2 separate regions of the Homo sapiens genome follow, and region 2 is linked to region 1. Evidence: chromatin contacts called from ENCODE Hi-C or POLR2A ChIA-PET data. All regions are on one chromosome and are shown on one strand. Each heading gives the region's core, a stretch centred on a gene start or an enhancer-like site at or near the end of the contact. The rest is flanking DNA. Distances are from core to core; before and after follow the strand shown.

What was found. Hi-C counts contacts between places; a loop is a spot of excess contacts on that map. ChIA-PET counts read pairs that join two places held with the same protein, here RNA polymerase II (POLR2A). Pooled maps may share reads with other maps.
Region 2: a map of CD8-positive, alpha-beta T cell shows a loop between it and region 1 (2.0-fold over the local background). The contact joins two enhancer-like sites. A Hi-C loop is called at or near these places in 6 of 168 maps with a recorded cell type or tissue (CD8-positive, alpha-beta T cell, PC-3, breast epithelium and 3 more) and 4 of 50 pooled maps. POLR2A ChIA-PET finds 5 or more read pairs at or near these places in 4 of 52 experiments (CD8-positive, alpha-beta T cell, OCI-LY7, activated B cell and 1 more).

Annotation. Positions count from the first base shown.
Region 1 is chr3:17,020,630-17,025,766 of GRCh38, reverse strand. All of the region lies in intron 3 of PLCL2 (phospholipase C like 2), which reads right to left. Among named protein-coding and RNA genes, the nearest start is that of PLCL2-AS1, 31 kb to the left of the region's middle. RefSeq lists enhancers at 2,368-2,447, 2,518-2,737. Within about 2 kb of position 2,631, at least 3 of the 41 ENCODE cell types and tissues checked have a DNase peak (open chromatin) inside an H3K27ac peak, as active enhancers do.
Region 2 is chr3:17,075,074-17,080,210 of GRCh38, reverse strand. The region is part of intron 5 of PLCL2 (phospholipase C like 2); the gene reads right to left. Among named protein-coding and RNA genes, the nearest start is that of PLCL2-AS1, 23 kb to the right of the region's middle. Within about 2 kb of position 2,398, at least 8 of the 41 ENCODE cell types and tissues checked have a DNase peak (open chromatin) inside an H3K27ac peak, as active enhancers do.

The DNA of each region.
Region 1 (5,137 bases), core at 1,382-3,881:
GCTGTGGAGAAAAATCATTACCTCATTATTCAGAAGGTTGTGAAGAAACACCTTAGAATTTTTTTCCAGCTCATGACCAGGGACATAACAGACAGAAAAAAGGGTCAGAAATTAGCACACCTTACTGCCAGAAGGTGGCCCAAGTAGGTGTCAACAATCACATTTACAAAACAATTCTGAAATATCTGATTTCTCATATAAACTGGTTATTTCAATAGCTTCATTTTATAAAGTATATTCCATCCAAATTATTCCATTTTTTCTTATAAAATGTGATTGTACATCCCAAAAGCTCATGTCCACAAATATAGAGCAGCTCATCATGGCACTTACAAACAAACCCATGTCTCACCACTAACAATTTGATTGAAGTGACTGATATAACTTCAGTCTTCCCAACTCAACTCCACTGGACATGTAACACTGACAAATTTCTCCATAAAAAAGTATATACCTCTCTAAACTACATAAGAATGGGTGGCAATAGATTGAATTAATTCCTGAAGAATGGATCTTGCATTTATAGAGCCAAGGAAGGATATCAAGAACATAAGGATTCTAAACAATAAAATTATATTATCACTGCAACTTTACACACTTTCTAAACTCTAACCTGAATATGTTCCATCTTCATTCACAGGTGCAGTGAACAACCACGACAGGCTTCACATCATCCTACCTGGTCAGAAGTTGCCACCATTAGGACAACTAATTAAATTCAACAGTAAAGGTGTATATCCCGTGCCCTCCAATAGGGTGTGGCTCAAGGAGTACTTGGGGTTTCAAACGGGGCCCACACTCATGAAGCGCCCAGGTTTCTATCACTAGTCTCCATAAACATATGGATGAAGATGAACACATCTGTTTTTCTTTCAAAGTAGCCAGCACAAGCTGGCACAGCCGCCTCTGTGCCCACAGCACAGATTGAAGGATCAAGGAGCAACATGGGTCTCCTCTGGGTCCCAAGTAATAGGGAGCAGGAGGCTCCCAGCTCAAAGGGAGAAGGAGGCTGAATGCATTAATGAGCTATGAGTCACATGTTCTAGGTCAGCTAGTCTTCATTTTCGTCAATCTGAAAAGATTTGGAACTCACAAACTGCATAAAGACATACAAATTACCACACATGGAAAGCCAATTAAGCTCTTTGTTTCTTTGATCATTGCTTTTCTGTTTGAATTTCCACAAAGAGGACAATCACAATCCACAAAACTGAATGTAGAGACAATACTATTCTGTGCATACTACAAAAATAATTACACAATTTAAGATACTGCACAGATCCTAGATGCTATAAAAACTTTTTTTAAAAAGGGCTTTATACTATTGCCAGTAGTGTTTGATGCACGTTTCAACAGTAAATAAAAAATCTTGATGCTGGAAAGATTCAATTGCTAGAAGAAAATAGACATGAAGTGTATGTTCTTAAAGATATTCCTCTCACACTTCACCCTCCTTTTTCTCTCTCTTGGCAATTATTAGGCTTAACTCAAATTCTTCATCAATCTCAACACACCAAAGGGATGCCACTTTTCCAGGATGCTCTACGAAAAAATGTTATTCACCTAACAAAAATAGTCAAGGTAACAGAGCAATTTGGCTCCACTGTTCTTGATGATCACAATATAATCCTTCCAGCTGGCTTAGTTCTTAAAGTTATCACATCATACTTCTAACTCTACCTCTTGGACCCTCCCAGAAATACCTAGGCCTTTCTCTGGGAGATATTTCAGGAAGAATGTCTTTAAGGCAAACCAGAGGATGAACTGCAGCAGAGAGGGAAAGGCTGCAGGCTGGGTGGCTTCAACAGTCTCACAAGTGTGATGGGGATGGTGTCAATAAGTTATTTCTTTTCACAGATGCTGCCATAGTTAATGAATCATGTTTTCCCTGGAGCTTTCCACCTATTCAAAGGACAAGTTTCAGAGCTTGGATGAGGAGCAACTATCTTATGAACACAGAGACATTTGTCAGTTTTAAAGGTCAAATTAGATTTTTGCTCAGGTTCCCACCAAAATGATAGACTTGAAAATCAGGATTTATCAAACTATGTTCTAAATTATTTCAACATATCGAGTGTATTAGTCTGTTTTCATGCTGCTGATAAAGACATACCCGAGACTGGGAATAAAAGGAGGATTAATATGACTTACAGTTCCACATGGCTGGGGAGGTCTCACAATCATGGCAGAAGGTGAAAGGCATTTCTTACATGGTGGTGGCAAGAGAGAATAAGAAAGAAGCAAAGTGGAAATCCCTGATAAACCCATCAGGTTTCATGAGACTTATTCACTATCACAAGAATAGCACAGGAAAGACTGGCCCCCATGATTCAACTACCTCCCCCTGGGTCCCTCCCACAACACGGGGGAATTCTGGGAGATACAATTCAAGTTGAGATTTGGGTGGGGACACAGCCAAACCATATCATGGGGAAACAACCCGTAGATCACAGAGTGTTATCCCCTAAGGTGGAGGAGACTTCCTTCCAAATACAAAGGTTGAGCCAAGGGAATTGCAGCTCTGAGGCAGGAGGAAAGGAGCTGGCTCTTGCAGCTTTCTTGACGAGAGAACAGAGAGGAGGAAATAACGCCTCTTGCAGTATTGAGTGACTCATGTTGGAGCTGGGAAATCCCCCCACTATGTACCCACCTCGAGGTGAATAGAAAGTGGAGGAGAGGATGGTGGCTTTAGATGTTTAGACATTCTTTGCCAAGAACACAAAAAGAAGGGTTTGCAACCACACCCTCTCCAAGCAACCACTGGCCACTTTGTGAAGGAAGAGGGGGAAAGAGAGAAAGTCAGAGAGACTGAGCATTTTACCTAAAGAGCTTAGCATTTACAGTCCAAAACGAATAACGTAATGAATGCAATAGATGAAGTTTACCAACAGAATTAAAATCCAGGGACATCTACCTCCCTCATAAGAGAGGTAAGAAAGTTACATTTTCTTTTTCACCTGGGATGAGTATGAAGCTTGAACTCAAACTCTGCCATACAGCATAAGGTGATTAAAGGCTCAACTAGAATTAGGGCCACAGAAATGAGAAGTCAGCCAGCATTGCCTCCTCCACTCAATTAAAGTTTATTTATTCAAAGTCTAGTAATGACAAAAAGTTTACTGAATAAATGGGGATAAGGAAGCTAAGTGCTTCCTCGCAGCTTTGGAAACTGCCAGTTGACCAAAAGAACTGTGTATATTATCTCCAGAGCACTAACAGAATTTTAAAGATACATAAAATCCTTTTCTTTCTTTCTTTCTTTTTTTTAAATTTCCTGTAAGGGTCCTTGACAGAGAGAAGAACTTAGCAAAGAACTTAGGAGGCACCTTCAGCCACTGCAGAAACACAGAGAAACTATCGAAAAAGTATCAAAAATAAGCCTTGAAGAAATTATACAGGAGCAAAATCCAATATTCGATGTGGAATTTGATGGGAACATAGGAAGTAACTCCTCTACTTTTGCATAGGAAGAAAAAAGACTACAGTACTTCGAATATCTTAGTTTTATAAAAAATGTAGTAGTATTCTTTTGCGTAAAGCATAGGTTTACAAAGAAGTTCCCTAACTTTTCTTGAGCTTTGGGTTTCAGATATATTCATATTTTCTACCAGATTCAGGGAACTAAAGTGTTTGAAAAATTAGCAATCTGCCTTTGCCCCTTTAAAAAACAATAAAAATGCTCTAAACAGAAAAGTAAAACCATGGAGACCCTATCAAATACATGGCCCTAAACCACTGCCCCCTAACAGTTCTCTAGGTGGTGATGGCTCAAATGAAATCTACCCAGGAACTGAAGTGATGCTAACAGCCGGGTCCCATTTCTCATTCACCAATAGGGCTGGATGGCACCCCAGCTCTTGTTTCCTTGCTTACTTTGCAATTTTAAATCAGACTGTTAGTATGTCAGATGACATAGTAGCTTGCTTAATAGCATTTATCATTTCTTGTCTGAGGACATCATCTGACAACATGTTGAAATCTATTAAAGTCATCCTCCCAGAGAGTTTAGAGATGGATATCCAACTTAATGGATAAAAGCTGCTCTGTGATGCTATGTGATTAAGTCTCTTTCAAGCAGACTGCCATCCCCTAAAGTGCTACTCTTTCCTCAACTGTTCCTTGCTTAGTATCTGGGGTGTGTGTGTGTGTGTGTGTGTGTGTGTGTGTGTGTAAGAATACTTTAAGAATATGTGTTCCTCAGTGGTTTCTGTGGAGACATGTTAAGCTAGAAAACTGGATCAGAAGGAAAATCTTACAATTACCACCACTTACATGCTTGAAGCACAATCTCCCAAAGGTTTCTCAATCTCCCAGCTCCCGATCACTGTGTGGTGGCCTGGTACTTCTCATCTGATAATACATGTGATGTTACCAGCACACTGTATCGTTTAAACATTTATTTTCACTTCCACTGGCTTGGTAACTTGAACCATTACAAAATGGCTCATCAATGGTTTTGATGATTTCAGAGAAACTGATTTTGGAAACATTGGCTGGACCTCTCCAGTCATCAGATTAAACAACAGCCTTTGGGTTTCAAATCATCACTCTGTAGGATGCATCTACCTTTCCCAAAACTCCCTTCCACCCTCCCTTCCTTCTTTCATTCATTTTTAGCTTATTCTTATCCCAAAGCACAATATTCCATCTGGTCTTTTTTCTACAGTTATAAAAGTTGGTAGTGTCGACAACTCTAATTAAAAGAAGCTTTTAATGACTGAGGCAGGAGAGTGATAAAAGAAGCCACAAAGGAGATGGGGATCAATAGTAACCTTATTACAGATCATCTCTGGCTTGGTCCAAACCAGCAGACTCCATTAATTATGAAGTGTGATTTATCTCTTCACTGAATTAAGAAGTAACAAGAAAAAGTATATGACACCATACCAACAACTTAACCCAGAATGTTCATGATGCTGCATGTCAACTGCCAACATTTCTGTGTAAGGAAAAAAACCTTCATTTCACATATTTTATTTAAATAACCTTGTTTTATTTAAGAAATATTTAAAGTCATGTGTTAGAAGAGACTACTCAGCAACTTAAATAAAAACACTCAGAGAGAGCAAATAATATCCTCCCAGACAAAGCATCTTGTTCTTCCCTTTAAAAAGTACTATTTTCTACTGGGGAAATG
Region 2 (5,137 bases), core at 1,149-3,648, 55 kb before region 1:
TTGTACAGGACGTTAGGCTCATTTTAAGAGTGCGTGATGTTTTCTGTCCTTTTGGCTTCCTGTATGTGCACTCACACGTTTGATGGGCATGGAACATGAGCTGCAAATCAGCTTGTCTCCCCACAGCAGGAAGACCGCCTTCCCTCCACCCTGACCTCCACCCCAAAGGGTGCAAAGAAGCTGCCAGAGGGGGATGAAGGGTTCTGTGCAGGAGCGGAAAGGAGAGCCCTCTAAGCACAGCTCCTGCCCTTGGTTTTTGCTGGATCCAAAGAGATGTTTCTGTGGTTCGAGGCAGTGTCTTGATGATGAAGGGATAGTGGGCTGCATGGATCTGACTTTCCATGTGGCTCCCTTTGCCTGCCACACTTTTTGCCTATATTTGGGCTGTCATCACATTCACAGTTAGTCTCCAATTTTCCCATGGTTGTGCTCAGAGGTTTGTACAAAAGTTAATAATTTTAAATATGATTCAATTTTTTAAATTCAGAATGAATGCCTTCATCCTTAGAAACAATTTTACTTTTCCTTCACCAAAGACGGAGGGTTGGGGGCTCCTCGGCAGCACCACGGAGGAGGCGGTGTCTGAATTGGGGAAACTCAGGGCAGGAAAGGACGGCGGCAGGCCCAGGGGCTGATGCTGCCTGCCACAGAGGAGTGACCGTGACTCCAACATATGGCACCTCTGGAGCCCAACCATTTAGCAGCATGATTTCTATGCTACAAAGCTTTCTAGGTTCTGACTGACTACATCTCCCTCTGCTACAGACCTGGCCATGGGAAGGGCTAAATTCCACCATGCAGTAGGACAGTGGCCTCGTCTGGCACAGAGCTGGCCACTCTGGTGGCAGAGGTAGGGTTAGCATTCAGGAGCAGCCTTTGGAGTCTCCAGACAGTGGAGGTGAGCCATGACCTAAGCACAGAAGGTGGGGTGTCAGGAGAGGGTTCCAGGCAGGGACCAGGGCCAGAGGGGAGGGGAGGGTGGCCCAGCTGTGTAGAGAGAGGATGCAGAGAGCGAGGGGACACTGAGAGGCAAGTGGGGCTGGGCCATGGGCGTGAGAGCCCTTGGAAACACCAGGGAAAATAGCATGCACGTAAGCACCTCCTTCGCGCTATTAATCTTTCAAGCACACCATTTACACAGTCAAACATTAGCTGAGTAATCACAAACTCCACATGAGTGGGGTCCCAATGTTTGAGGTTTTACTGTATTTCAAATGGACCAGAAAGAACAGCCTGCCTAATGACAAACGCTACTATAGTTTGATTTTCTGAGCCATTCTGAGAAATTTTCACACACTAAATAGAGAAATGGCTTTCAGTCAATTATAGCTTTTCAGGAAAAGAGACAACATACTATACTACCTATAATAAATAAAAATAACTAAAAGATATGAGCCTCAATAAAAGGAGTCATACATCAACCATCATGGTAATTTCAAAAAGGAAACAAATGCCAGTCTTTAAGTCTTCAAGATAAGCACTGTACCTCAGGTAAAAATGAAGAAAATCAAGACAAATGTCTACCAGGTGCAAAAACCATCTGGTTTATTGATTTATGTTTTGGCAGAAGTTTTAGGTTCCTAAAGAGAATGAATCTCTAATTACTTTTAGGGTTTATTGATAGCCTTGTTTCTGATGGTAGAGGGGCACAGGTCAGGAGAGCTAGCCTGGCAGCCATTCATCTGGAAAACATCTTCGGTTGTAACAAGCTTAATTCAAGTCCAAGATACGATATAGATGCTATAAAAAAAAAAAGCCCAGCCATCCCAGCCACCCCAGATGAGATCCAGCCATGTGAGTACCTTCTTCGATGTTCCAGGCCAAGCTGAGTTCCCAGCAGAACAAATCTCTTAAGTGATCCCAGCTAATATCACATGGAGCAGCAAAACCATCTGGCTGAGCCCAGCTAACCCAAGAATCACGAGAAATGAGAAGTCATTGTTTCAAGCCACTAGTTTTGCAGTGGTTTGTTATACAGCAATAGATAACCGAAACAGCCACTAAAGGGAGCCATATTTTGTGCTGACAATACCTTCCTGGACAAAGTGGATTAAAGCAGGGGGAGAACCTGATCCAAGGACACTTAATACAAGAGGAGGTTTATCGGGACCACTGGTCTGCAGCTAAAAGGCTAGGCTGAGGCAGGAAATACAAATAGATTGAGTACTTGAAATAAATGCTTAGAGGATATGGTAAAGAACAGACCAAGGCCAGAACAAGTTATAAAGCAGTAGAAACTCTGAGTGAACAGAACGAGCCAGCCAGCAGAGGAAGCAGAATGGAGAAGAGGCAGAAAGATAAGCAGAAAGACCCCTGTTCCACAGAGAGGAGCAGCTACCTCGGGGGCTGCCAGGTTTCCGAACAGCTTGCTATTGTCATGAGGCTGGACTGCAGTTTCCGGTCTCCAAGTTCCCTGAGGTCCCTGTCCCTCTCATGATCCCTTGTGTGAGCCAGCATCTGTGGCGACTCCTCTGTGAGCTGGCCAGAGTGAGTTTCTACTCTTGGTAACCAAAACAGACCAATGAAAACAGGACTCTTCTAGTATGAGATTCTACCATTTTAGGAATGGCAATCAATTGACACAGTGAAAATTACCACCAGTACAGTGAATATTTTGGTAACTGGAAAATAAAGGTAGAGGAAGTCTTGATTAAGCTGGTGGATTGAAAATGCATTACAGAATTTCCATTCTACATTCCTGATGAAATGAGCAAAAACAAAGCCAAGCAAAAAGCCACAAACAGCAGCAAAACTAAAAAAAGGGTATAATCATTCTATGAACTAAAACTCACAGAAGTCATGTTGGCAAGTCATAAAAGTCCTGAAAGTTCTATCTCAAACACAACCAAACCAGAGAGATGCAAACGGAGTGAGCATTCTGTTTCATGGAGTAGCAGATGGGGCAGAGGGTGGGAAGAAAGAAATGACACAGGAAAAGTTGGAAGTGTGGCTGGCATACAATTAGAAAACCAGACAGAATGCAGAAAACAATGATTTTCAGATAGTACAACACAGTGATCCTGAGAGAAGAAATACAAACAACCGTGTCCAGCTTACTGCTTGCAGTTTCCAGATGCAGTGCAGGAAAGGGGAACTCAAACAGAGCCCAGCAGTCCCACTGGGGTGAGAAGACAGAGTGTGGAGTTCAGGGAGCCGACAGTGGCTAGAACATGAGGGGCCAAGAGTGGAGAGGAAGAGGCTGGAAAACGGCTATTGTGAATATATGACATGTCTTCAAGAAGGTAGAGGATATGACTAGCATGAACAGAAACATGACAAATTTGAAATTAAAAAACTGAATAGGATTAATGGCAGATTAGATATTACAGAAAACAGAAGTGTTGCTTGAAAATATAGCAATATTGCTCAAGGACATGGCAATAAAAATATCAAGAATTAAAAAAGAAAACAAAAAGGAAACGGCTGAGTGCGGTAATTCTTACACCTTGGGAGGCTGAAGTGGGAGGATTGTTTGAGGCCAGGAGTTTGAAACCAACCTGGGGAACATGGCAAAACCTAGTCTCTACAAAAAACGTACAAATTATCCAGGCATGGTAGCACGTGCCTGTGGTCCCAGCTACTCAGGAGGCTGAGATGAGAGGATCATTTCGGCCCAGAAGGTTGAGGCTGCAATGAGTAGTGTTCACGCCACTGCACTCCAGCCTGGGCAAGAGTGAGATCCTGTCTCAAAAAAATTTTTTTTTAAACCACAGAAAGTACTTAAAAACTAATGAATAAGCATCTGTGATTGTGGGATAATATCAAGCAGTATATTTATACATATAATTGGAGTTACAGAAGGAGATGGTAGAAAGGGTAAGACAGAAACAAATTTCAGGAAATAATCACCAAAAAGTTTCCAAATTTGTTAAAAACTACAAATTCACATATCTAAAAATCTCAACCAACCCCAAGCAGAAGAAACATAAAGAAAACCACATTAGAGTCAGTCAGATATTTTTTAAAACTCACGTACACACAAAGATGCTCAACCCCCATCCACTTACTGGAATGACAAAACTGATAATTCCAAGTGTTGACAAGGATGTGGTGCAACTAAAACCCTTGCAACACTGCTGGGGAAAGGCAAAATGGAACATCAGTTGTTTTTAAAGCACTGTGGCAGTTTCTTATCAGTCTCACACACATTTGCCATGTGACCCAGCAATCCCACTCATATTTACCCAAGAAGAATAAAAGCATGTCCATACAAAGACTGATATGTGAATGTTCATTGCAGGTTTATTTGTAATAGCTAAAAATTGGAAACAACACAAATGTCCATAAATTGGTGCAGGTATAAACAAAATGTGTTATATCCATAAAACAGAATACTATTTAGCAATAAAAAGGAATGGAGTACTGAAACCTACATTAACTTGTATGACTCAAAAGCACAATGCTACATGAAATAAGCCAGGCAGAAAAGACTGTATGCCATGTAATTCCATTTATATGACATTCTGGCACAGGTCAAACTATAGAGATAGAAATGAGATAAGTGGTTGCCAACATAAAGGATTTTACTACAAAGGGGCACAATGCAATTTGGGGGAGCAGGGTGACAACAATGCCCTACCATCATTGTGCTGGGGGTTGCATGACTCCAGACATACTTTATTTTATCACACTTCACAGATACTGCATTTTTTTTTTTTTTTTTTTACACATTGAAGGTTTGTGGCAACCTTGCGTCAAGCAAGTCTACAGTGTCATTTTTCCAACAGCATGTGTTCACTTTGTGTTTCTGTGTCACTCTTTGGTAATTCTTGCAATATTTCAAACTTTTTCACTATTATTATATTAGTTATTGTGATTTGTGATTGGTGGTCTTTGATGTTACTAATTATTTTGGGGCACCATAAAGTGTGCCCTTCCTTATAAGACAGCAAACTTAATTGGTAAATGTTGTGTGTGTTCTGACTGTTCCACTGGTCACTCTCCATCTCTGTCTCTTCAGGCCTCCCTAATGACATGCAAAGTTCCTGAGACATAACAATATGAAAATTAGGCCAAAAAATAACCTTACAAAGGCCTCCAAGTGTTCAAGTGAAAAGAAGAGTTGCACTTGAAATAAAAAACTAGAAATAATGAAGCTTACTGAGGAAGGCCAAGTTCAAGTCAAAAGCCAACATGA